Linked DNA regions of Mus musculus: regions 1 and 2 are each linked to region 3. The links are chromatin loops, found by intact Hi-C in ENCODE. Cell type or tissue: gastrocnemius. All regions are shown on one strand.

What was found. Peaks named below come from ENCODE experiments on the same cell type or tissue, not always from the same donor. Only the 100,000 strongest peaks of a DNase experiment are listed, where the experiment ranks them.
Region 1: it touches region 3 in a loop (4-fold over the local background); 24 of 42 quality-filtered maps call a loop at or near these places.
Region 2: a loop joins it to region 3, with 2.0 times the contacts of the local background. A loop is called at or near these places in 11 of 42 quality-filtered maps.

The regions. Positions count from the first base shown.
Region 1 is chr5:118,734,432-118,742,431 of GRCm38, reverse strand. It overlaps Med13l (mediator complex subunit 13-like), which reads right to left. Exons shown (of 31, transcript NM_172424.4): 15 at 3,897-4,117; 16 at 3,432-3,637; 17 at 1-606. Among named protein-coding and RNA genes, the nearest start is that of Gm42015, 100 kb to the left of the region's middle. In gastrocnemius, a CTCF peak has its summit at 4,782 (motif pointing right); DNase peaks (open chromatin) are centred at 4,772 and 6,486; H3K27ac peaks cover 2,119 bases.
Region 2 is chr5:118,651,351-118,659,350 of GRCm38, reverse strand. All of the region lies in intron 2 of Med13l (mediator complex subunit 13-like), which reads right to left. Among named protein-coding and RNA genes, the nearest start is that of Med13l, 95 kb to the right of the region's middle. In gastrocnemius, CTCF peaks have their summits at 3,449 and 4,143; DNase peaks (open chromatin) are centred at 4,144 and 4,556; H3K27ac peaks cover 1,240 bases.
Region 3 is chr5:118,264,363-118,272,362 of GRCm38, reverse strand. Gm25076 (a small nucleolar RNA gene) reads right to left here and starts at 5,914; the gene lies at 5,783-5,914. In gastrocnemius, CTCF peaks have their summits at 3,179 (motif pointing left), 5,860 (motif pointing left) and 7,950; DNase peaks (open chromatin) are centred at 3,171 and 5,813.

The DNA.
Region 1 (8,000 bases), 470 kb before region 3:
AGGCGTCTTTCTGCAGCTTGGCCGATGTCAGAATTCTTGCCAAAAATATCCAGCTCATCTTCGAGGAAGAGCCCCGAGTTGTAGCCAAGTTTACGGTTCACGATCGCACTAAACCCACAGGTGCAGCGGTACTGGTCCTCCTTGGAGGAATCGGGGATGTACAGCCCGACATCTGCCCCTTTGATGTTCATGTTGCAGGCACAAATGCAACAGCTGTCAAAGTTCCTGTCCTTGAAGACATTCATCACAGAATCTGACAGAATGAGGGTGACATAGAGACTGTGGGCCTCAGGAATTGGCTGCATGGTGGCAGGCTCCACAGAGTTAAGGGGCCTTGTGGTAGAGGGGGTGGAAGCTGGTGACCCCTGATCTGTGCTGTCATATTTCACAGACCCTTGGCCACTAGCAGTGCCCCCACCTCTGGGAGTTCTTGGAGTCCTGGGGGTTCGTGGTGTGGGGACAGAGAACCGAGGGGTAGCTGGAGATGGGAGAACTCCAGCTCCACTGTTGCTGGCAGGGGCGGCGCTGTTGAGTGTCACAGGTGTGTTCATCTGTGGTGTGTTCAGATAGTCTGGGTCTGCAAGGCTCCCGACACTAGGCACGTTACTGCAACAGATACAAAGTAGCTTTGGGGGGGGGGGAGTGTACAGAAGCTCCCTGCACACCCCACCCCATAGCCCTGCACTGAATATCTGCAATTTTCTCTTCAAAAACAAAGAAAAAATGAGGGAGAGAAGGAAGGAAGGAGAGAGGGGCAGAGGGAGAACATGAGAATTCTCTCTCTCTCTCTCTCTCTCTCTCTCTCTCTCACACACACACACACACACACACACACACACACACACACTCCACACCTTGACCTGCTGTGGAGCTGTGGGGAGCCTGCACGGTAGCGGTCATGGAGGAAGCTGTGTGAGGAGCACAGAGTGCAGCCTAGACTAGCTGGAGCACTGCAGGGCTTGCATCCACCCTGCAGCTACATCTTTGCCATCTTTGAAACTGAGAGCCCGCCTGTGTGCTTTTCTTGGAGGCTATGATTCTGTAATGATACTGAAGTAGCTGTAACCAAACACACATTCAAATGTGGTGCTTTCCTAATTCAGAAGGCAGCCCTGGTAAGGGCTTGCGTGTCCCCAGCACTGTGTGACTGTTGTGCCCATCTGTCTGTCCTGCACAGGCTTTAGTGTCACTCAGCAGTCACTGAGAAAGACGCACCAAGAGGTTCCTGAAGATTCCCTTTCGGTTTTCTTTATCCTTCCATGTTACATATTCTACACAATCACTCTCATTCCTCAGACGGACAGGGCTTACCTCATAAGCAGTGGCTTGGGAAGAGCAGCCAAGCAGAAAAGGAGACCATGTCTGCAGCATTTGCATGTTCTACCATTATAAAACATCTCAACACACTCCCATGGGCCTGTGCACTTGCAAGTCATCAGGGACAGCAAGTATTTCAGTTCTGGTGCCTTGGCACATGAAGCCTGTGCTCCTCAGTGAGCTGCACACCTGTATTACTTACACAGTTATTGCCCTGTAATCTTCTAGAACCTGCACCATTGGCCCAGATATCTCAGGTGTCCCAGGTATCAGGCAATATTTATATAAACCCTGACATACAAGGGTTTCTTGGGTTCAAACAAAAGCTGATACAGAAATTCAACAGTGCAATAAATAACTATCTGCACACTCACTAGATTCCTTTAAATTTTCCTGGTCAACAAAATTCTAAAATGAATCTGCAGTTTGGACCAAAAAGGATCCATGATTGCTAACTGAAAATCTAAGTACTTCACTTGTTCCCTAGGTAGAAAACAGCCTCATTCTTCCCTGTTCATTAAGAATGGACTGAAGACCAATCTTGTGTGAAAAATGGGACAGTCAGCAGAGAGACAGAAGTTGGCGTGGCCTGCAGCAGTCCTGAAGCAAGCATCAGCAAATGTCCCAAGTGTGACAGACAGGTGAGCCAAACGCAGTGGGCACTGGGGAACCCAGTGGGACCCTGACAGTGCAGAGCTGTGCTGCCTGCTCCATAAAGCAGGTCTGGGACCCCAAGGCTAGTTTTAAGTGAAGCAGAGCTAACAACAAACTAGCCACATGGTAGGGGTCAACGCTGACATCAGACCACGACACATCAGACCGTAGGGGAAAAGGTACCTTCCTGTAAGCACAGGCTCTGTAGCAATGCCAGCCTAACCTCTGCTGCAGAGGGCACAGGGCAGGAGTGAGTGATGGGTATAGTGACAGCTCAGAGCATGACGACTACCAGAGCCTGTCCAGAGAGTCTGGGGCTGAGGCTGCACAGCTAGAGCCCAAATGGAGCTTGGCAGCAGCCAGGCCAACCACTTGCAGGGCAGCGGCACAGTCCTCTCCCCTCCCCACCGTGGTCTGCTGCCACTGGCTGCTGGAGCTTTCCCAAAGCTCTGGGGAGAGGGAGCCCACTGTAAGGCGTGGGAGACCCAGGTGCAGCACCCTTCAAGCCCAAGTAGCCATTTTATAAGGCAGAGCTGTCACACGGCATGGTGGTGCTAGCTCCCAAATCCAGGGTCCTCCTGTCATTTTTTTCTACCCAGTTCCTCATTCTGACACTGACTATGTAAATCACTGGCGTCTGTCACAGACATGTGACAAAAATGAGTCCTGAACCAGAAATTTGTTTTACTTGTTCCTAAGGCTTATCTTTGAATTAGTGGTTAACATTTTAAAATAAGACAATATACATATTCAATCTCCCTGCCTGACAACTGTCCCTAAGAAGGGGCATGTGCTGGAGCCCACTCATCTCCACAGTCCCTGCAGTGAAACCGAGCAAAACACCTGCAACCTGCACTTGCTTGCTTATCCATCCACACATGCATGTGGCTCAGATGCACATTTGCATTCGCAAATTATCTGAATAAGAGGTTCTTTCTTTCAAAGAAAGCGGAGTCTGCACTGCTGGTATAAATACTGTTTCTCCGGCAGGTCGAGACAACCAAGTTACCAGCCATGTCTACCTTTACTTTCCCCAACCACACCTCAACCTGTTACTGCTTTACCTAATTGTAAAGTCCCACACTGAAACCATTACCTTACAAATCAAAGCTCCTCCCACTACCCACAAACATCAACAACTTCAATCAAGTGTAGATTCTATGGCAAACACCAGCTTAGAATCACACACAGCTCTCTAATCTTAATTTGTATACAAACATGCAAGTGCGCACAAACACACACACATACATACACACACACACACACACACACACACACACACACACACAGAAGAAACATTTAAAAATAAACACACAGACCCGCACAAGACAACATGGTCAAAAGGAAACTAAGCGAGCAAGTGGTCTCAGAGACTGAGCCACTGTGGCCCCGGGACGAGTCTGAGAAAACAGTGAGGTGCTATCACATATGGTAAGGGGTAGGTAGAGTCCCACACATACTTGTAGCCGTCTCTAATAGAAGAGGCTGCAGGGGGCATGGGCAGCTGTTCCATCTTAGGAGGGACCGCCCATGAGGGCCGGAACAGACAGGCGTCAGGTGTCTTCAGAGGCAGCAGGCAATGGCTCGGCAGCGTCTTCAGTGGAGCAAACATGGAGGATCCCACGAAAGGCTGGAACTGCGGCACTTTGTGCACATAGGAAAAGTCCTGTGACAATGAAATGGGGTTGGCTTAATGCTGGCAAACTAGAGCCAGCCACGGTGGCTCGGTGCTTCATAAAACCCAGGCACAGAACCGACTGTAATTCAATAGTTCTCTCTAATAAGTAAAAAGAAAAATCTGATGCCAAAGCTGTTGATGGAGTGACTTCTACTGACAAGCTCCAGTTTCAATGGTCCTTATGCACTCGTGTGTGTGGCCCACTGAAAAGCACCCCAGCCCTGGGGAAGCCCAAACTGGTTATTACCTTTATCTCCTCTGGCTTGGGGCTTCCTAAGCCATCTTCCACTTCCATCCTAAACTCCGTGAGGTGTGTGGGGACCATGCTGACCACGGGACTCTCCATCATGCCCAGTGCAGTCACTGTCTCTGAACTTACTCCATCTTTATAGTTCATCACAGGAGAAAATGCAGGGTGCTGTTCCAATGACGGAGGGGTGGGGAACATCCTTTGCAAGTCTGCAACTGCTAAAAACAAAATTAAAAGTGCATCTTAACAGCAAGATTCCTCAAAGCTGAGACAAGCAGCCAGGCACAGCAGTGTCCACACAAGGCTAACAGAATGTCAAGACACAGGTCACCCTCAGGCGGCCACACTCCCGAGCCTCCCCCTCTCAAGGGCTGTATGGCATGGTGTAATGCTAATGCAGTGAGCAGAGTCTGCAGAGCATGTCACTTTCTTCCAGTAACTGATCCAGAAAGAGTCAAGAAGAAAGTGAAAGCAATCCAACTACATTATATATTATCAAAGTCTATCTTCATCTGCAAATGTTTATGAAAGAGTAGAGAAAACAGAATTGATTTAGAGCAAGGCTGGGGTTGGTGTGACTGAGTCATAGTCCTGCTGTCTGGGGAATGACTTCATGCTGTCTCTCTAGACTCTACAGGTGCTGTCAACAGGACAGGGTACACAGTGGCCAGAAAACAGTTTACAGTCAGAGTCTAGCAAGTTGGTGCACATTCCTGCCTTCTGTTCCCAGCAAGGAAGGAGGAGGGCTTAGAGAACCCTGTCCTCACAGAGTCGGTATATCCAATAACAAACAGTTCATGAACTGGTGAGAGGCTGAGTCTCAAAGCAGGCTGTGCCTAATACAATGCAAGTGGAGGTTACAGAGCATGGCCACTAGGTGGTGCCCTGTGTTTGGAACTAGGAGTTTATGATTGTTATTATTACTTTTGATGTCCTCCCCATTTCCATAGCTAATGCCTTTCTTAAAGCCCCAACATTTAACTAAGCACCTAGCCCTTAAGCAGGAATTAATATGAAACAATGAACTTGATTATGCAGATTGTGACCTGGCTGCTGCCTCTGGCTGCATACTCTCCAGGGTCCACATCCTCCAGGCAGAGCTCAGCTGTGGCTGGGAAAGATCCTTCCTCAGTGCCTCATCCACCAACTAGCAGCAAGTCTCCCTTAGATATATAACAGGCTTGCTTGCTTTCCACCAGGACAAGAAAGCTTCCAAGAGCTCACTACAGGGAGGGAGCAAATGGACACCTGGAACGGGGGTCACAGGCAGGGGTGAGCGACCTTTCAGAGCCTTTGCCTCTGATTGCTGGCTAGTAGTAGGATTTACAACTTGAAAATGCCTGCAACTAAGAAGGCCAGGCAAGGTAACTATTGGAAACTCTATACACAAATTATTGACTCTAAAGCAAGAGAAAGGTCTCCAATCAAATCAATGTATTTTATTTCAAACACAGGGTAAGATTACTGTAGGGTACAGGCTGACTGGAGAAATGTGCACTATACCTCTAACATTTCCCCAAGCTCAAGAGCAGCAGCTCTACTCTGTTAACATGGAATTAAAGCAGAATTCTGAGAGTCAGAACAGTGTGCTTCAAACTATGGCAAACCAAATCAAGGCTTTAGAGAAGGAGTCTCTATCTGGGGAGATGAGGGCAGAGTGGACAGGAAGGGCTGGAAAGAAAAATTCAACAGGGAACAGTGAAACGACGTGTGTGTTTCCAGAATGGACTAACTTAATGGTGGCAAAGCCTTTAATCCCAGCAACTCTGCAGTCTCAGGAGGCAGAAGTTGGCAGATCTCTGAGTTCAAGGCCATTCTAATCTACACAGCAAGTTCCAGGGCAGTCAGGGCTACACAGTGAGACCTTTCCAAACAACAAAAAAATTACAAAAGCTGGAGAGATGCCTCAGCAGTTAAGAGCACTGGCTGCTCTTGTGGAGGACCCAGGTTCAGTTTCCAGCACCCACATGTATGGCAGCTCACAACTGTCTGTACTCCAACTTCAAGGGATCCAAGGCTTCCAAGGGTACCTGTACTGTGAGCAAGTACACAGACACACCCACACACCCACATCCATTCTCTCTCTCTCTCTCTCTCATACACTCACACAATTAAAAATAATAAAAATAAAATCATATTAAAAGTTAAGACACATAAATAAATAGCTTTGTTTTAAATTTCCTGTAAGAATCATGGTAAGTTTATTTCTGCTGAGGCCACTTGTCTCACTAATGCTATAAAAAGTTACAGCCTCGTGTTTTCAAAGCCTCCGGCACCCTGCTCACTTCCACAAAGACAAGATAGAATTTCCGTTGCCACAGGCTCACTTTAAAGTGCTCTCCACATTCTTACCATCAAATACTGCTAAGGGAGGCCTACTGTCAACGCCACCCACACTGTAGTAAATAGCCTCACCCTGCACACTTACAGAGAAGGCAGGGCTCAGGTGAGCACCTGGCAGCACATGGTGCCCACCTCTCAACTAGGAGTGCAATGCCATGAGAACAGTGCTCAGACACACGCTCTAAGAGCAGGCCCGGGCAACTGTGCACGGGGAGAAAACAGCGAGTCTGGATTCAGATGCCAGGCAGCCATGGAGCCTGGCCAGCACTTTGCTGCTCCTAGAAAAGGACATGGGCAACTCCATGCAGGACTCAAGGGCTGAGCCCTGCTACTCCTTCCTCTCGGCCTTTTCCCGCTCTCCGCCCACCTCAAACCACTGGCTTCTTTCTCAGGATCCTCCTGCCTCAGAGGATAGAGCAGAAGCCCAAGCACAGAATTAAACACTCCGAATGGTCCAACTAACATTTTGTTTTGTTTTGTTTTCCCTTAAGATTCATTCTTAGAAAAAGAAAAGATATAATTTTAAAGAAATTCATAGGCAAATGGTCTGCTCACTGTATTGATCCTTCATTGTTACATACACAAATTAGTAATATGGAATCTTTTCCTTTTACCTGTATGCACTAGCTACAAGTGGCTACTGGGAATTCAGAACACAACAGAACTGGAACAAACTGACACAAGCTGTACACACAACACACACAACTCTAGAGCGCCCCGGAAGTGCTCTATGACTTCTTGTCCTTGGCTACATTAGAAATGACATGTGATGCATTCATTAACAAAACTCCTTCCATGGGGTGTCCTAAGTAGATGTACAAGTGTTGCCCCAGTTTGCAGTGTCTTGGATTCCGTTGGGCGGTGCCCTGGCAGATGTTATATTCATAGCTCACCACAGTCAGGAAGGCAGAGCAGAGACGAAACAGGGTGTGCTGCTTGCACTGCTACAGTTGAGGAGGGAGCACTGGCTCAGCACTGTGTCTGTGTCTACGTCTGCATCTGTGTGTCTGTCTGAGTCTGTGCCTGTGCCTGTCTGTGTCGGTGTGTGTCTCTGTGTGTGTATGTGTCTGTGTCTGGCTCTGGCCCTCCTCTCCCCTCCCATTACAAATTCACTTAGGTCTTGCCTTGGATGGTGCTGGCTCTTTACCTCAGTGCTTATTTTAACTCATTACTGCAGCCTGTACTTTTAAGCATCAGATGCTGAGTCCACTCTAAAGCAATCGCCTTTTAAATAAAAATGAAAGACTAGTGCACAGTCTAAGGACCACCCTGCAGGATGGCTACAGTGAGTGGCCAGCCGTGGCTATGTCTTCATATACTGTGATGTCTCCTGCTGTATGCACTCATGAAGAAACAGAAAGGACTGTCTTATTAGTACACGTGTAAGTCCTCATCTGACCAGCCCTGTAAGTCCATGTTTCTTTCATGTTAATTAAAAACCCCTACAGTGACTGGCTGGCTATCACTATCCGTTTCCTCCCATGGCATGCTTGAGTAAGAAGCTGTGGATCCACTTACACTGTCACGATCCAATCTCTGCACGTCCCACTTCTACATCTGAGCCAGTCAGACTATATTTACGGAGTCATAAAACGTTCTGACTCGTCCTGTGACACAGCGGTTTTCCCCTCAATTTGTTCTCAATAACAGCTGAAGAGAATGAACAGGAACCACAGGGTGATGTGCAACGGCCTGTGTCTCCCTCAGGGTCTGCAGGGCCACCCTGACTTTCCTCTCACTGCGGGTCTGTTTCCTTCA
Region 2 (8,000 bases), 390 kb before region 3:
TTATCATGTCAACTCTACAAGGCCATCCTTGAGTCCTAACAATAATTATGTCATTCTGGGGCCACTATTCAGAGATGACGTCCAAGCACATGAAGAGTTTGCTAGCTCACTCCAGCTCTCATGAGTCGGCCAGTGACTAGAGGTCTCTGGTTAGTTTTAACATCGGGCCATTCAACGAGCCTTGCTTGCCCAGCCAGGGCCTTGACATCCTGCTGCAGAGACAAGGATGTCTCCCGTACCCTTTCCACAGCTGTGAACTAAGGGAACCTACCAATATTATCAAGTAGGTGTGACCTGTGCCACTACATTTGAAGTAATGTATAAGTGCAGCAAACACTCAGAAGAAGAGCACTATGGAGAAGCAGTTCTGGTTCTGAGACCCAATGCTACCAATGAGGTAAGTCAGAGAGAATGTGAGGCAGAGGCTGCCCAGAGGGAGAGCCTGAGGGAGTCCAATGCAGAAAGGAACTCTGAGTTGAATTAATGACATGCATACTGGCAGTTACAAATTCAGAAGCCTTATGAGCTATTTAGAAATTATTTCACTCCACAGAAAGCCATTGCGATGCTTAAGTCAGGGTTTCAAAGATGTCTGGCTGCTGCAGCTGCATTTTGTATTGCAACAAAATGAGCTCATCAGACTGACTTCCTCACAACGAATACCACCATGAGCTTCAGTGTGACAGCTGACCAATGCAATTCCAGCTCAAGCATTTGTATGATGCCTTCATGTGTGTGTGCACGCATGTGCACATGTGTATGTATCGGAAGAGGGAAGGAGAAAGGAGGAAAGGAGGGACAGAGACAGAGGTATAATCATATCAACTGAAGGCCATGAGATGCCACAGAACTCTTTGCTAAGGAACATTTACCGCAGTTCAAACAGAAGGAAATGGTGAGAGAACTGAGTTATCACACTAGCCACAGTACAACAGCTGGCACAAAAGGAAGCACTCTTACTTTTAGGCAGACCGCCCCAAATTCTTCCTAGGAACATTTAACTATATATATGCAATAAAGATCAGGTGATGCACTCAGTATAGTGCATTTACCATACTGTCTCTATATTCAAGGAGTCCTGACTGTGTTCGCCCTGTAGAACAGTGTTTTATAATTACATAACAGCTATAAACATAAGGCATTAACTCCAAATTAGTGGCGGTTAAGTCTCTAAAGTCTGAGCACAGGAAGATGTTTTTAAGTAATAGTGAATGTAACTGGGGTTCTTACGTCATCACAGAGCACAGTACATTTTCATGAACATTTTACTTCCTGAGCAAAGTTCAGCCCAGGTAGGCAAGGTATGACAATCGCTTGAAGTCAGAAGACAACCAAGGGGAATGTCAGTAAACATAACGGAGAGCTGCCTTCAAGCAACTGTGTTAGAGAACAGTGCTCTCCTTCCAGACTCATCAAGGAGAGCTTAAGCCATTAAGCCCAAACCCCTTTGAACACATACGGAATTTAAATAATAGTCTGAATAGGAGAATCTCAACTCCAGATGTTGTTAACACTCTTCCACACCCTGCGCAGCCTGTGTCACGTGAAAGGCAGCAAAGCCAGGGATACAACGGCAGCAGCATCGCTGAGGATTGGTCACTTCTATGCAGCAACAAAACCCATTTCCTTAGGAGGGAGACACAAAGAATCTTCACTTTATGATAAGGAAATTAAGGCAGTAAATTGTATGGCCATCAGGGCCATAGGTTATCAGATGCTCTAGAATCATGAACTGATCCGTTTGAGGACCTGATGTTAACGGAATTATAAGCCTTTGAATGTTCCAATCAGAAACTGAGTCTACGAAAGCCAAGAAAAGATTCTCAGGAACCCAAATTGCAGTAAAATCCCAAGGGGAAGGACTTGAGGATCTATTGGTAACCCCTAATCATACTACTAAGTGCACTGGAGATGAAGTGACAAGCCCGCACTCAGTAGGGCTACTCTGCCTTCACTGGGGTCAGGGGACTTCAGCTGTGGACAACTCACAGAGGCTTTCTTGTGCACATAAAAACTGACCTTTAAATAGTAAAAACTTGAAGAATGCTGGATACCAAACTCTGAAGGTAGCAGGAATGCAAACAGACTATTATTTAAATTCTGTATGTGTTCAAAGACAGAGCAGTCTGACTGATGCACCAAGCAAACGTTCTCAAACACTGCAACTCTCTAGCTTCCTTACAGCCTAGACGCGGAAACACTGCTTCTTGGGAGCTGATGCAGTCAGCGCACAGCAGACAGTGGGTGGTGAAGTCTGCTAGGAACAGGAGGACCCAAGAATCTTCTGGGTGGTCCCTGGGTTCCCACCCCAAGCTCTGGTCCAGGAGAAGCAGACAGAGCTGGAAACTGCTTGCATCCACTTCTGGGGATTTATGGCTCAGTGCAGTGGGTGGTGAGCAGAGCCACTGACTTCCTACAAACACTGTGTGTGGACACCAAGTTAGCTCTGGGGAAGCTCACTTAATGTGAAGTATGACTTGCTAAGCTGTAAATCCTCAGAAATCATCTGCCAGACTGTGACCCGCGCGACGACGGTGGAGCACTGGGGAGCAGTACCTGTTCTACCCTGTTTACTAAACCAACTCTGAACCAGGACGGAGAGGTTTTGACATGAACCAAATCTCTGATCTAGGATGCTTCTTTCGGATTTAAAGGGAAAAGGAAATATTAAAACCAGACTCAATAATGTGTGTAAAGTTATCATGAAGTATTATTTTGAAAAATATTTCTCAACTGATATCACTCTCCTTCAGAACAGGAAACATGGCGGTCATTTGTTTATTTCATGCGGTACCGGGAAAGAGTAGAAAGCCGGGTGGGCATGCTCTGCCATCTGCTGAACAGACATCTTAACCCTGGCAGCTCTCGCTGGCAGAGAGGATAGCTATGGTTAATGTACATACATTTTTGAGTGTTTTATTGATGGTTTTGTCTTTTGCTTTTGAGACTGGGTCTCTCTATGTAGTCCTGGAGCTCACAATGTAAACCAAACTAGCTTGACCTCAAACTCACTGAGCTCCTCTGCCTCTGCCTCCAGAATGCTGGGAGTACGTACACCACGCCTGGCAAAACAATACTTTACAATTCGATTGGAAATGAAGTATGCCTCAACAGGAAATCTTGCATACCACAAGCAAAGCTGCCTGTTTCCAAACATGCTGCTCTCTCATTTCCTTCCTTGATTTGTCCTGGAGCACTGACCACAGGCTGGCTCACCGTCCAGCTTAGATGAGAGCTCACTGCAAACCAGAGTTTCCCCGCTTTGTTTCAAAGCTGCATGCCCAATGCCCAGAACATTACTCAAGGAAGCGAGCATCTGAGAAATATCTAAGCCCTTCTTTTGGCATGGGGCTGGCATTGCTATTTCTGATACAGGTGACTTTTAGTACTCCAGCTAGAGTGACACTGTCACTGGCAGGAATGTGACACTACAGCAGGTAGAACCCAAACTGCTTTGTCCCTCTGAAATGCCACTCTTGGCAATATTAATTAGAGGAGCTTCCTGGATAAGGGCATGTCTTGAGGTGAACGGCAAACCAACCTACTCAGTTCTCACCTGCTGGTAAAAGGAATGCAGAAAACGGATGATCACAAGAAGCAGTCCAGAACAAACCCTCAGAGCAACTGTCTTCCCACACTGGGGCAGTCAGACGTGCCTGTGATTCCTTGCTGTCCAGCAGGAGCAGTAGCTGCCGTGGCACAGTTGTCACAGTGCAATCCCGTCACCTCACACACTGCTCTGCTACTCTACCACAGCTCCGTTTACAGAAGAGCAATGCCTGCTGTCCTGTTTGCTTCCCTTGTCTGCTAATTGTTTTCCTGTTTGTTTACTGTGTTGTTTTAAATGTGTCCTCTACCCATCCGAACATAATAACCATGAGAACAGACAGACAATAGGGCTGATCAAAACAAATACATATCCATTGAATTGAATTTAATAGAGATCAAGATGTCAATAAAATTAATCTTCAACTCACAACCTTATTTCTATACAATTCAATTAACATGCTAAGTATCCATACAGGAGCCTAATATGAGGGCAATTAAATAAACCCCAATTAATTTGCTACCATTCTGTATTCAAACCATTATGGAGGCTGGAGGCCAGCTGTGATCACACACATGAAAGGAATGCAGGCAAGCAGCAAACATTAGGTGGCGGCAGCACACTGTATTATGTGCCTCCTTCTTCACTTGTAGAAATCTGACCTATATAAACAGGATACACAAAGAGCTTTACATGTAAAAAATATGAATGGTCTAATACGGAAAATATATAAATAAAGTTATCCCTTAGTAACCAGGTTTTCCACATTATTTCTATAAAAAGGAAAACAGAACAGAACAACCCGATTGACCAGTGCCAGTGAGTGTGGCAATTTTCTGTACCATCTCACTCTCCATCTAAGCAGCCAGCTTCACCTTCACGATGGAAGACCATGCCTGCTTCTCAGCATCCTAGACACACAGCTTTGCGGGCCACATGCACTCACCAGCATCATCCTGCCTGCTGGCCTGCTTCACTAGCAGCCTGGCCAGTCGGTCGGTTGGTCGATCGGTCGGGCTCGGTATGGTGGCTAAGGTCTCCCAATTCCTCCACTTGGAGCCCGCCCATCACTTGCAGCTCAGCACAGCTCACTGAACTGTCTCCTGACACCCAGCCCACCCCTCTTCTGTTCTCTCGAAGTTAGACAGAGTAGCTCTATGGCTGTCGTCCTCTCATCCTGAAGCACACTGAGAATTGTGTGTCTACCTTGCAGGGGACTCTCCTGAAAGTAGAAGGTCTGGAAAGTTCAGAATGGCAGTCACACCCCTGTGCTTGGCTCTCCACACCACCCTCTAGCATACGACATACTTTATGCCCGTGGCTGACTTCTTTATCAAACTCCCCTACTAGAGCTTAAAATCCACAAATCAGGTTCAGATTTTCGCTTGGCTTCATCCCCAGGGCCTGGTAAACAGTGGCACTCAAACACTTCTGAGCAAATGTTCCCTCTTATCAAACAAGTACATCTAGAAATAGGGCTGTAGCTGCTTGGGGCTGGCCAGACATGTGGCTACAGATGTTCAAGGTACCTGAGCTTCAGAGCGAGACCCTACTTCAAAGGGAAAACAACCAAAACCTCCTACTATTATTGCCACTTGTTTTTTAAGGTCAAGCTTGCACAATTCATATATCCGTGTACATAAAAAACAAAATGACACTTTTAAAGCAATGATTATTTAAATCAAGTCTGTCATCTTGTTCATCACATGCTGGAATATTCTGGGTTGTTTGTTTGTTTGTTTTGTTTTGATTTTTAAGTAAAACCTCTCTTTACTGTGTCTTTATTGGAAGTATGAACATCCAAACTGTTTATTCTTCACACATACAAATGGGCCTTTCCCTGCCTGCTAACATATTAGCTCATTTGGTGGCAGGCTTTGCCAGTGGGTTCCGACTACTTCAGAACTCTACTTTAGAATGAACAGGTCTGTTCTTGGCCAGATAAGTCTAAGATCAGCACTAATGGCTAAACTCTGGACATAAGTGGCTAATACCAAACCACTAACTACGGCTTGCCCACACTTAGTCTGTCCTCTGTCCTGTTTGCGGCTGGTAGAGTAAGCACTTAACAAGAGGTGACAGTGGTGACATTCTCAGCATACAGGACCTCTCTAACGCCCACAGCCCCACTAGGTTACAATTACCACAAGCTCCCTAGAGGATGGCAGAGAAAGCATCTCCTGAGTACATCAAGGGACAGCTGGCTCTGGGGCCATACACTTGAGTGTCTGCTTTCTCAGACTGTGCAACAGAACACACTTCAAAGAGAATCTTGCAAAAAAAGGTTGGAGAAGGGCTTGGGGTGTGCTTCTTTGCTTGCTTGTTTGGGGGTGGGAGGGTCCTCACATACCCAGGCTGGTCTCAAATTCCGTACACTACTGAAGATGACGCTTCTTAATCCTACCTCTACCTCCAGAGTGCTAGCTGATTATAGGCATGCATCACCATACTTGGTTCTGTGAAGCTAACTGTAGAGCTTAGGACGCTGTCCAAGCCTGGAGAAAGTTCATTTGGGGTTGGTTTGGGTTTTTTTTTTTTTTTTTTTTTTTTTTTGGTTTTTTTCTTTTTTTTTGGTTTTTTTTTTGAGACAGGGTTTCTCTGTATAGCCCTGGCTGTCCTGGAACTCACTTTGTAGACCAGGCTGGCCTCGAACTCAGAAATCCGCCTGCCTCTGCCTCCCAAGTGCTGGGATTAAAGGCGTGTGCCACCACACCCGGCTTGGTTTGGTTTTTGGAGAAAGACTAAAGACAGATTTAATGGATGCTGCGTTCCTCCCCGCTGGGTGTCAGAGTGAGTAAGGCAAGTGTTACTCAGCCACATCAATGCACACTGAAAATAAAGCCACCGTGCTTCCCTTTGGGAACACAACGCACGAACAGACTCTGCAACTGTCTGCTGGTCACAAGGCTAAGTGAAAGGAACCGATCAGCAGAGCAGGGGACGCGGGCCTGCTGCTTTCCTGGGCATCTCTGTGGACAGGTGTGGGTGGGTCACAGTCCAGGGCCACTGTAGTCACCAACTGGAAACTGTGACGCAACACAGAAGCAATGCTCTAAGTCAACCCACTTAGGTGTTCAGTATGTCCTCAGAGCTGCTGATGCTAATGGACTTACACCTACTCCTTGGGACAGATTCACCGGCATGATTCTCTGGGACACATTTCCTCTAAAACACTTCAACCAAACTGTGTATTAAGTGACTTTGTGGCTTGCATTAGATTTATAAACATCATTACACACAGGGGAAAGGGCTGGGGGGCAGGGGAAAGAAGATGAAAACAAACCACAGGGCAGACAGCCCAATAACAAACCAGTACACTCTTTGGTTTATAGTCTATCTTGAGGGTTGGTCACAAATGGTTTGTAAAAGTTACAAATACTAAACTATGTGCCTATACAAAGACTATTTTCAAACAAGAAAATAAAGAGTAACTTTTATCTCTATAAAAGCAGGTTATTGGTTGGCTTTCAGAGACCACACACATATACCTCCTTTCAAATCCCAATTGCTCAGCCAATGCTGCACAAGTTAATAGAAGCCAGGTGACTGCATAGGGCAGCAGAGCCCACACAACACAGGGGTTTCTTTGCCCACTCTCTCGGGTTCTAAGCGCCTGACTGATGATTTTGGTGGCCCACTGCCACAAGGGCTCCATGTTCCACTCAGATGGGCCACACTAACAGTCTGGGCTACTTCTAAAGAAGGCCTGGCACTATCTTCCTGATGCCTAACCCAGAGTCACACACCGAGGACAGCACAGTCTGACCTGCTGAGAGTGTAGACTCGGTGGCCCACATTTCCCTCTGCTCTTCCTTAACTGTCACAAAAACCCTGGTAGTGACTTCAGCAGCCTTTCTGGAATTCTGGGTGATTATTCTTGTCCCTAAATGAAAACACCTACCCCAAACATGGAAGTCTTGTCCAAAGCATCTTCGGTATAAATCCTCTGTGCTATTATCAATTCAGCTAACCACTTAACAAGGCCACTTAGCACCAAGAACAAATCGTGCAGTAGTCTTCTTATGTGAAGAGGATACAAACCACCTAAGGGGTTCACAATACAGGTATCTTCTCAAACCCAACATCCTCAGGGGTGTGTGTGTGTGTGTGTGTGTGTGTGTGTGTGTGTGTGTGTGTGTGTGTGTAAATTTTAACTAGGTACAGATCACAAACAGTACCTAAGCAGGTTCCCAATCCTTTATCAGCAAAGCTTGGAATCACAGGTGTCTGATTCAGGGTTGTACAAACATGTGCATGGATTTTACATTGTGAACAGCTCTAGGATTTATCACATTAGGGTTGCTCGCCCTGTAATGAAGCAGAGCAACCATAACACCTTTGAAGGCCTTTATTAAACAGAACTGAGTCATTTGGGCATAAGCATTTCAATACCTCCTAAGCCCACCAGTAAGCAGGTAGTACACTACTGGGCAGGACGTGACCACGCCTAGCA
Region 3 (8,000 bases):
ATTAGGAGCATCAGGACCAATGGTCAGACTCAGAATCTCACCCTAATCAGGATCCTGCCCCTGCCAGCCTCTCTTCCCCCTGGCCTGATCCTGCCACTTGAGTTAACTTAGGTACTTCATCAGATGGATAAGGCGTCCTCCCTGACACATGGTTTAGAGTGGCATTCATTGCTGTCTCCCTGGCTCCTGACATCGACACAGATCGGGGCTGCTTCTGTCTCCGCAGCAACCACATGAGAAACAGGAGTGTTGGGGAGCCAATTCATTACCCAGCTGTTAAGAGTAACAAAGCAGAGACACCCAGCTTGCCTGATCAGGCTGCAGCAGGTGAGAGCTATCCTCAGCCTGGTGACAAGGCAGCCGCAAGCCCCTCTTCTCCATAATCTTGACCCACCAGGGCTCAGCCTCCAGCAGACCACAAATGGATGGGTTAATTCGTTTCCTACCCTGTTCCCATCAGATACTATACCCAGAACCAGCCACCACCTCAGAGAGTGCGGCTTTCACACGGCAGGTGCTGAGAACCACATGCCACAGAAGGAAGTAAAGGCGACTACATGACAGAGATGTTTTTATTGGGGTCGGTTTGCTTAAAAAACTAGGTTTTTCCTCTGTGGGTTATTCTTGCAAGCTTAGACCTCGAGCAACAAAAGATCACAGTTCCAGGTGGTATCTTTAAGGAGCGTTAATTAGGGCTCTTGGCACTTAGAACATGAAACATTTTAACATTTTCTGAAAAGCAATTTGCCAACATTTGCTAATTAAAATACCCAGCCTTCCACCAAGGGGTAGCGGGAAGTGAGTGGAATCCTCTTTTCTAAGCATCTGCTCTGGGGTTAAAAACTCAAATTCCTGTTGCTCCTACTTCTTGGTCAAGGTCCTGTGAAGGCTGTTTCTTGTTGCTCTCGAGCAACGCACTCAAGAGCACTTAGGGAAAGATTTCTGTTTCCCTCTCATTTAGAATCTATAACTGGGACAGCGTGGAAGGATCTTGAGCATAACGGCTGGCCCACTAAACCGGGGGCCACAAAACGAGGGTCGAAGGCTGAATTCGGCCCTTGGCTTGTGTTTGTAAATAGTTTTATTGGTACATAAGCAGACCTCATTTGTTTGCACGCCGGCTTTCATAATTGTCAGTGGGTTCACAAAGCTGAACCTATCCATTGAATGCATTTCCCCTTACAGAGAAAGTTCGCCAGACATGGTGCTAAACTGTCTGGCCATGACTTTCCATCCAGAAAGCCCTCAGCTGTGACTTGGAGATATGATTAGATTGAAAGTAGGAAAGAGAACCTGAGGAAGAGCAAGGGTTGTCTTTATCTGAAGCCCCCCCCCCCCATTTCCCCTGTCACCTACACACACTAAAAGCAACAGTCCAGGGATCTAAGAAGCTGGGAGGGAGGAAAGAGTGAGAAATGAGAAGTGGTTGTGTCTCACCTCACTGCTTCTGGCTCGTTACCCTCATGTGTAAAGCAGATCACAGTACGGGTTTTATGGAGTGGGCAGGGGGTGGGGCTGTAGGACTTTGGGACATAGGGATGTAGGAGATACCTCTGTTAGTGGCTTTGCAGAAATGTATCTGCTAGATACATTTGGGATGGAGGAAAAGCAGCATGCAGAATCAGAGGCTAGCAAAGATGCTACAGGGATCCGATGATGTCTGCAGCGTTCTCTCCTTCCCCTCCCTCTCCCCCTCCCTCTCTCTTTCTCTCTTCCTGTAAGGACACTGAGCTAGGCTTATCATAGTGCTTCCTCTGAATTCAGCTTCTTCTTCTTCTTCTTCTTCTTCTTTTTCTTCTTCTTCTTCTTCTCCTTCTTCTCCTTCCTATTTTAAAATCACAATGATTTTCCTAGCATGTGTTTATGTATAGGTGTGCCACTGTACACAGAAGATAACTTATTGGGAGTGGTTTCTCTCCTTCCACCATGTGGGTCCCAGGGGTCACAATCGTGTTGTCAGGCTTGGCAGCAAGAGCCTTTACTTATTGAATCGACCCACCCACCCATCGATCATTTCCTTAAAGGCCCTCCCTCCTAAAAAACAATATGGGGCTAAGGTTGCAACTTAGGACTTTGGGGACTCACAACTCAGCCTATGACAAGGACCACAGGACTGTAAGATGCAGCCACTTGTCAGAGCTGGCCTAAAATGCTAAGTTCCCCTTCTAGGACAGTCGAGGACCAGGGGATAGAAAAGGAGGCTGGAGAGAAGGTCCAGTGGTCAAGAGTAGAAGAGGACCCAGTTTCTATTCCTAGTGCCTATGTCAGGTGGCTAAAAACTGTCTGGGACTTAGCTCCAGGGCCTCCAGGGCCTCTAACCTCCGTGGGAACCTGCACTTGTACACACACACACAACTAAAAATAATGAATAATGTCTTTTTTTTTTCTAAAAAAAAAAAAACCTTTTTAGTGTAAACTTTTGCTTAAACAATAGTCCCAATCCCAGGCCAATTTCAGGGCAAACACCTAACCTGCTACTCCTAGGGACCCCACTTCCCATATAGCAGGAGCTGTCTTCCCAGTGGAGGGTACCCCTGGCTAACGCCAGGAAGCCAGTGCAAATCTCCCCTGAATTTGTGTCCATAAAACAGAGATGAGAAGACCTACCTAGGTCAGGAGGGTGGGTGGCAGTTGAATCATAAGCGACCTATTTAGCACCATGTCGCACAGGGCATGCTCACGAGGTGCCCTCCGGAGATACCTGGAGACACCTGGTCTGGATTTCTCACCAGGCAGATGGTTTGTGTGTGACCTTGAACGGAGAAGAACCACAGAGAGTCGGTATCTTCTTCCACCTAGGAGATCAAAGCGATGAACACCTCAGAGAAGGCGTAGTGGGAATGGTCCCTTCGTGCTCCTAATCCCTGTCACTGAAGGATGGCTAAGAAGATCTACCTATGCTTTGTCCTGGCCGGGACCGAGGCTGAGAAGGGGGGCGCCGAGAGACAGTAGCTCATCGCCAGCAGGTTTATTTCCTCCTCTGAGGGCCCTGGTCCCCCCAAAATGCCAGGTCTAGGAAGGAGTCCTGATTTGCTGCTGCCACCAGATAGCTCTCTACCCATAGTCATTGTTTTGGCGGCATCCTGGGGAAGTCTGATCCGCAGTCAACACCAGGCTCACACCAGGGATAGAAAAAAAACCTATGCAACTGGCGCCACCAAGTGGCAAAGTCAGCAACTACCACTGTGCGTGCCGTCAGCCACCAGCACTGAGCCGCGTTGGCTGCAGCCAAATAGCAAGAGCCTTAAGATCATGCCTGACTTGGTCTGTGGTCCCCCGCAAGGCTAAATCAGGTCAGCGAGCTTATTTGTGTCAAATAAATCAGCCGAACCGACGGGTGAGCTGCCTTGACACTATTTGTCTTGGGTTAGCGCTAAGCTCAGACTTCAGGCAAAAAACCTAGGCAGGTTTGGATGCCAGGATGGAGCCCAAGGAGCTTAGTCTGAAGGGCCGTCCAGATTCACACCCACCCGGAAGGTTTGTGTTCAGCACGGGGGAAGGGCGCTGCATAAGCCTATAGGAGCCAGCATAGCTCCAAACAGAGGCTGCTAAGGAACTTTTAGGGACACCCTTACACAGAAGTTCCCGAAACTTTTAAAAATCCACCATGTGACTGAGGCCCTAGCTGATGGGGGTCGGACGGGCGACAGGCACTGCCCCAGGTATACATCTGCCTTTCCCCATGCTACCTCTTCAGAAAGATGTTGGTCCCTGGAGCCTGCCTTGGACCTTTTTTTATTTTGAAATTTCAAAGATTTATTTTTATCGGTATGGTCTTTTGTCTACATGTATGTGGGTTTACCATGTTCATGCCTAGTACATACAGGGTAGAAGAGAGTATTGGAACCCGATCGACTTACAGATGGCTGTGAGTCACCGTGTGGGTGCTGAGAATCAAACCCAGGTCCTCTGGAAGCAGCAAGTCCTCTTAACTGCTGAGCCATCACACCAGTACCATTTTTTTTTTTAAAGTTTTATTAGTTTCTTTGTAAATTTCACATTATGCACCCCAGTCCCACTCGTGTCCCCCTCCTCTCTCATACCCAGCCTATACCCTTTCGACCCACCCCCAGCAGAGAAAAAAACCTCTTCTTAGAAGCTGTAGTGTGTCCCAGTGTCACACAGTGTACCCTCTTGTCCACACGTCTTTGCTTGCAAATGTTCATTGCAAGAATTCATCAGTCTGATAAGAGGCCTCTCTGACTTCCATTACTCTATCAATGCTGATTCCTCACTGGGACGCCTCTCAGATAGCCTGCTGTTGCCCTGTGTCATGGAGATCCTGAAGTTTGGATCTGTAGGACTGGCCCCTTTGTGCACCCCGGCAGTTCATCAATGACGGTAGATGTTGGGGTGAGCCAACTCAAAGCCCTGGATCTGGGCCCTAGAAGTAGCAGAGCTGCTCAGTCAGTCCACTGGCTCTCCTGCTCAGAACCGACTCACCAGCAACCCCTGCAATCCTGGCCAGCTCTACCTTGCTACCCAGGGGAGATGCAGGGCCCAATTTCCTGAGCATTGCAGCTGGTGAGGGACAGGACCAGTTCTCCCACTTTCACGACCCTGGGGCCATAGGTGGCAAGGGGTGAGGGTAGGTGAGGGAGGAGGGCATCTCTCCCTCACCCAAGTTGCCACACCACAAAAAAGTTGCTGGAGCCGGGCACTGGTGGCACACGCCTTTAATCTCAGCACTTGGGAGGCAGAGGCAGGCGGATTTCTGAGTTGGAGGCCAGCCTGGTCTACATACAAAGTGAGTTCCAGGACAGCCAGGGCTATACAGAGAAACCCTGTCTTGAAAAACCAAAGGGGGAAAAAATTGCTGGGCCAGCTCCCCCGTGCTCACACCCTTGGGGCCAGTTCACCTGAGCCCTGGCCATCAGGGTCAGCTCCACTGTGCTGTCCAGGTGAGGTGTGGGGGCTTGCTCTCCTGAGAGCTGCAGCAGGTGAGGGGCAGGGACAGCTCTCCTCAGGTGCTGAGAGCAAAGAGGGGAGGGGATCAGTCCCTTATCCATGTCACCACAAGGAAGATAAGTGTCAGGGTCTGCTCTCCTACGCTCACATCCTTGGGCCAGCTCACCCGCAACTCCTGCAGTGTATGGGCCTGCTCTCCCAAGCACTGCAGCTGGCTAAGGGCAGGGTCAGGGCCGCTACTCCCATATCCCCCTTAGAGGACCAGCTCTGCCATGATGATCAGGTGAGGGGTGGGGCCGGTTCTGCATAACCCTCAGACATCAACCTGTCAGACCAGGGACATCGGCCTGGCCATTGGTGGTAGCAGACCCGTTACTACAGGGCCACGGACCCAGACATGGTTCCTGGTGGCAGCACAGGCCAGGATCCCACCATGGTCCCAGATGGTACATCACCGGTTACTCACATCAGGCTGTTCCCCGATACCCTTAAATCTCCAGTTCAGCCTCTCTTCATTGTACCCACACCCTTCTTTCTTTTTCATTTCTCCACCACTTGCTCCTCTTAGAGGTGCCCAGGGTCTCTGGGGTGTCTGGGGTTATCTCAGGAGTGGTCTCAGGAATGCTATCTCTCATTCGCATATTATGGCCCCAGGCAGGAGGCATCTCAAATATGGCCTTCTTGCCTCCACTCCCAAGGTCCAAGTGGGGCCAGACTGATGGTCATCTCAGGCTAGTTTCCTGGCCGGGACCCATGGCACCAGTCTGATGGTTATCTCAGGCTTGCTCCTCACCTGCCCAAGAGGCCCCATGTGAGGGTGTCTGTCTCCCGTGGCGCTGGACTGGTGGTCATCTCAGGCTCACTTTTATTAGGGAATGTTAGGCTACACAACATTCAGATGTTCACAGGTCAGAACTTTGAGCGTAGACGTAACTGCCCTCCGCTCTGCCACCTACTGATGCACACGTGAAACAGCAGCCACACCTGCAAGGCCTCTGGGGGCGGGCCTTTTTTTCTTTTATATCTGCTCTCCTGATTTTTTGCAGAATCAACAATATGCCCAAGAGATATGGACTACCCTTGATTTGTCAGCATTTCGGGGACAATGCAGCCAGTCCCCAGAGATGCTGGATGCAGCTCAGCTCTGGCCTTGGAAAATGCCTGGACCTATCTGTGATAAACAAAAAGACTTCTTTCCCCATTGGGTAAAATCAGTGGAAGAGAAAGAGCCATTACAAAGGGCTGTAACCTCTCCTGGGTGTCACTTCGCCAGGCAGGGCCATCTGAACATAAGCTCTGGGAGGAGTTGGCTCTAACCGGATAAAGTCAACCAGCCAGAAACCCGGCACTGTAAAACAGCATGTAGCGGGATTCCATTTTTATTTATGAATGAATAATATAAAGTATACATTTAAACAAAGTGTGGCAGAACTTCCCATCACAGCTGTGGGTATCCTTTGAGACCAGGAACTAAAGGGTTCAATTTAATTCTGGAAGCTTGTGTTCAGGGTTTCTACCTCGTAAGAGACAGCAGCACATGCTGAGAGATGTCTAGAGAGGTCCTGCTTGGGAAATCTGACATGCTCTGGGCATCTCGGCTGCAGGCCACTGAGCACCTCAGCGCTGTGTGAAGGGAATCTGCACTCACACAGCTCTGTGCGTCCCAGAACTTACGATCGGACCACAACAGCAATCTCCACAGGTGCAGGCATGACAAGCAAACGGTACCCAAGAAAATCAGAGAAGATGAAGAGAACATCTGTCCAGCTTTGCTCTATCTCTGGATGCTTCAGAAAAGTCGCTTTGAGTACAACCTGGGTCCCAATGGCTGGTACCTACCCTCCCCTGTGAAGAATAAAGTCCACAGTGAGCAGTTAAGAGATAGGGCTCTGGTCATGTTTACCTCAGTGCTGGGATGTCCCGAAGGTCAAAGGCAGGATGTGGGACCAATACTTGTGTTAGCAGTCACTCTCATTGATATGGACAATGAGAAGCCAAAGCCAGAAAGACGAGTTTATCCAAGTTCATGGACGCCTAAGCTGCTGTGAGGAGGTCAGGATGCTGTTCACAGGTTCCAGACCACTGTTCTTACACAGTACACACAAGTGCACACGCACCATGGACTCACACACACACACACACACACACACACACACACACACACACACACACACACAGCCCATGCATGCATGGGACATGCCTACAGCCACACACAGATTGTCATAATTATCATCTGAATCACCAACATCTGAGAAAATATTTTATGAAACTTTAAAGGGAAATTGAACCACGTGCCACCCTGCCTGGTTCTACATCTTTTTTGATATCTACTAATACAACTATCAGTTTGTGTGTATTAATTCACAGTGAGCAGAACCCCACCCCACATCTTGATTGACCATTTATTATTTTGCCTCGATCTTCCTATTGGTTACTACAGAACATTTTGAAATGAAGCCTGGATATATATATATATATATATATATATATATATATATATACCGCTGTCTCCCCACTCCCCCCTTCTCTTGCCTTTGAGTTGGCAGTTTCTCTGCATCCCAGGCTAGCCTCAAACTATCTTCCACCATTAGCCTCCTGGGATTTAAACCTCAGCCCAGCCTCTTCTCGACAACTTTCCCTCCTGTGACACTCAAGCAATTGGTTCACAAACCGATCTTTCTAATAGAGTTAGGGCAGTGGTTTGTAACACAGGGGCAGTCCCTCCCTGACCCTCAGGGGACATTTGACAGTGTCTGGATATACTTACTTAACAGCTGGAATAGGGAAGATACCCACTTGTCCCTAATAGGTTGGGAGTCCACGATGCTGCTAGCCTCCCTGGCCCACAGCATCTAGGACAGCCACACCTCGGATGCTGGCAGTGTTGCAGTAACTGTGCCCAGCTCTAGGTCACAGCGGTGCCCAAGGCTGAACTGAGAACTCCCAGCACTGAGCGCTGACTTCATTATTTCCCCACCCTGGAGAGATGCCATGCTAAAGTGCTGATTAAATTACGCTGTGATCCCCACAGGACACGCTCAAATAACAGCACATTCCTGCCGCAAGGCACCGTGCAGTTACCCTGCACAGTG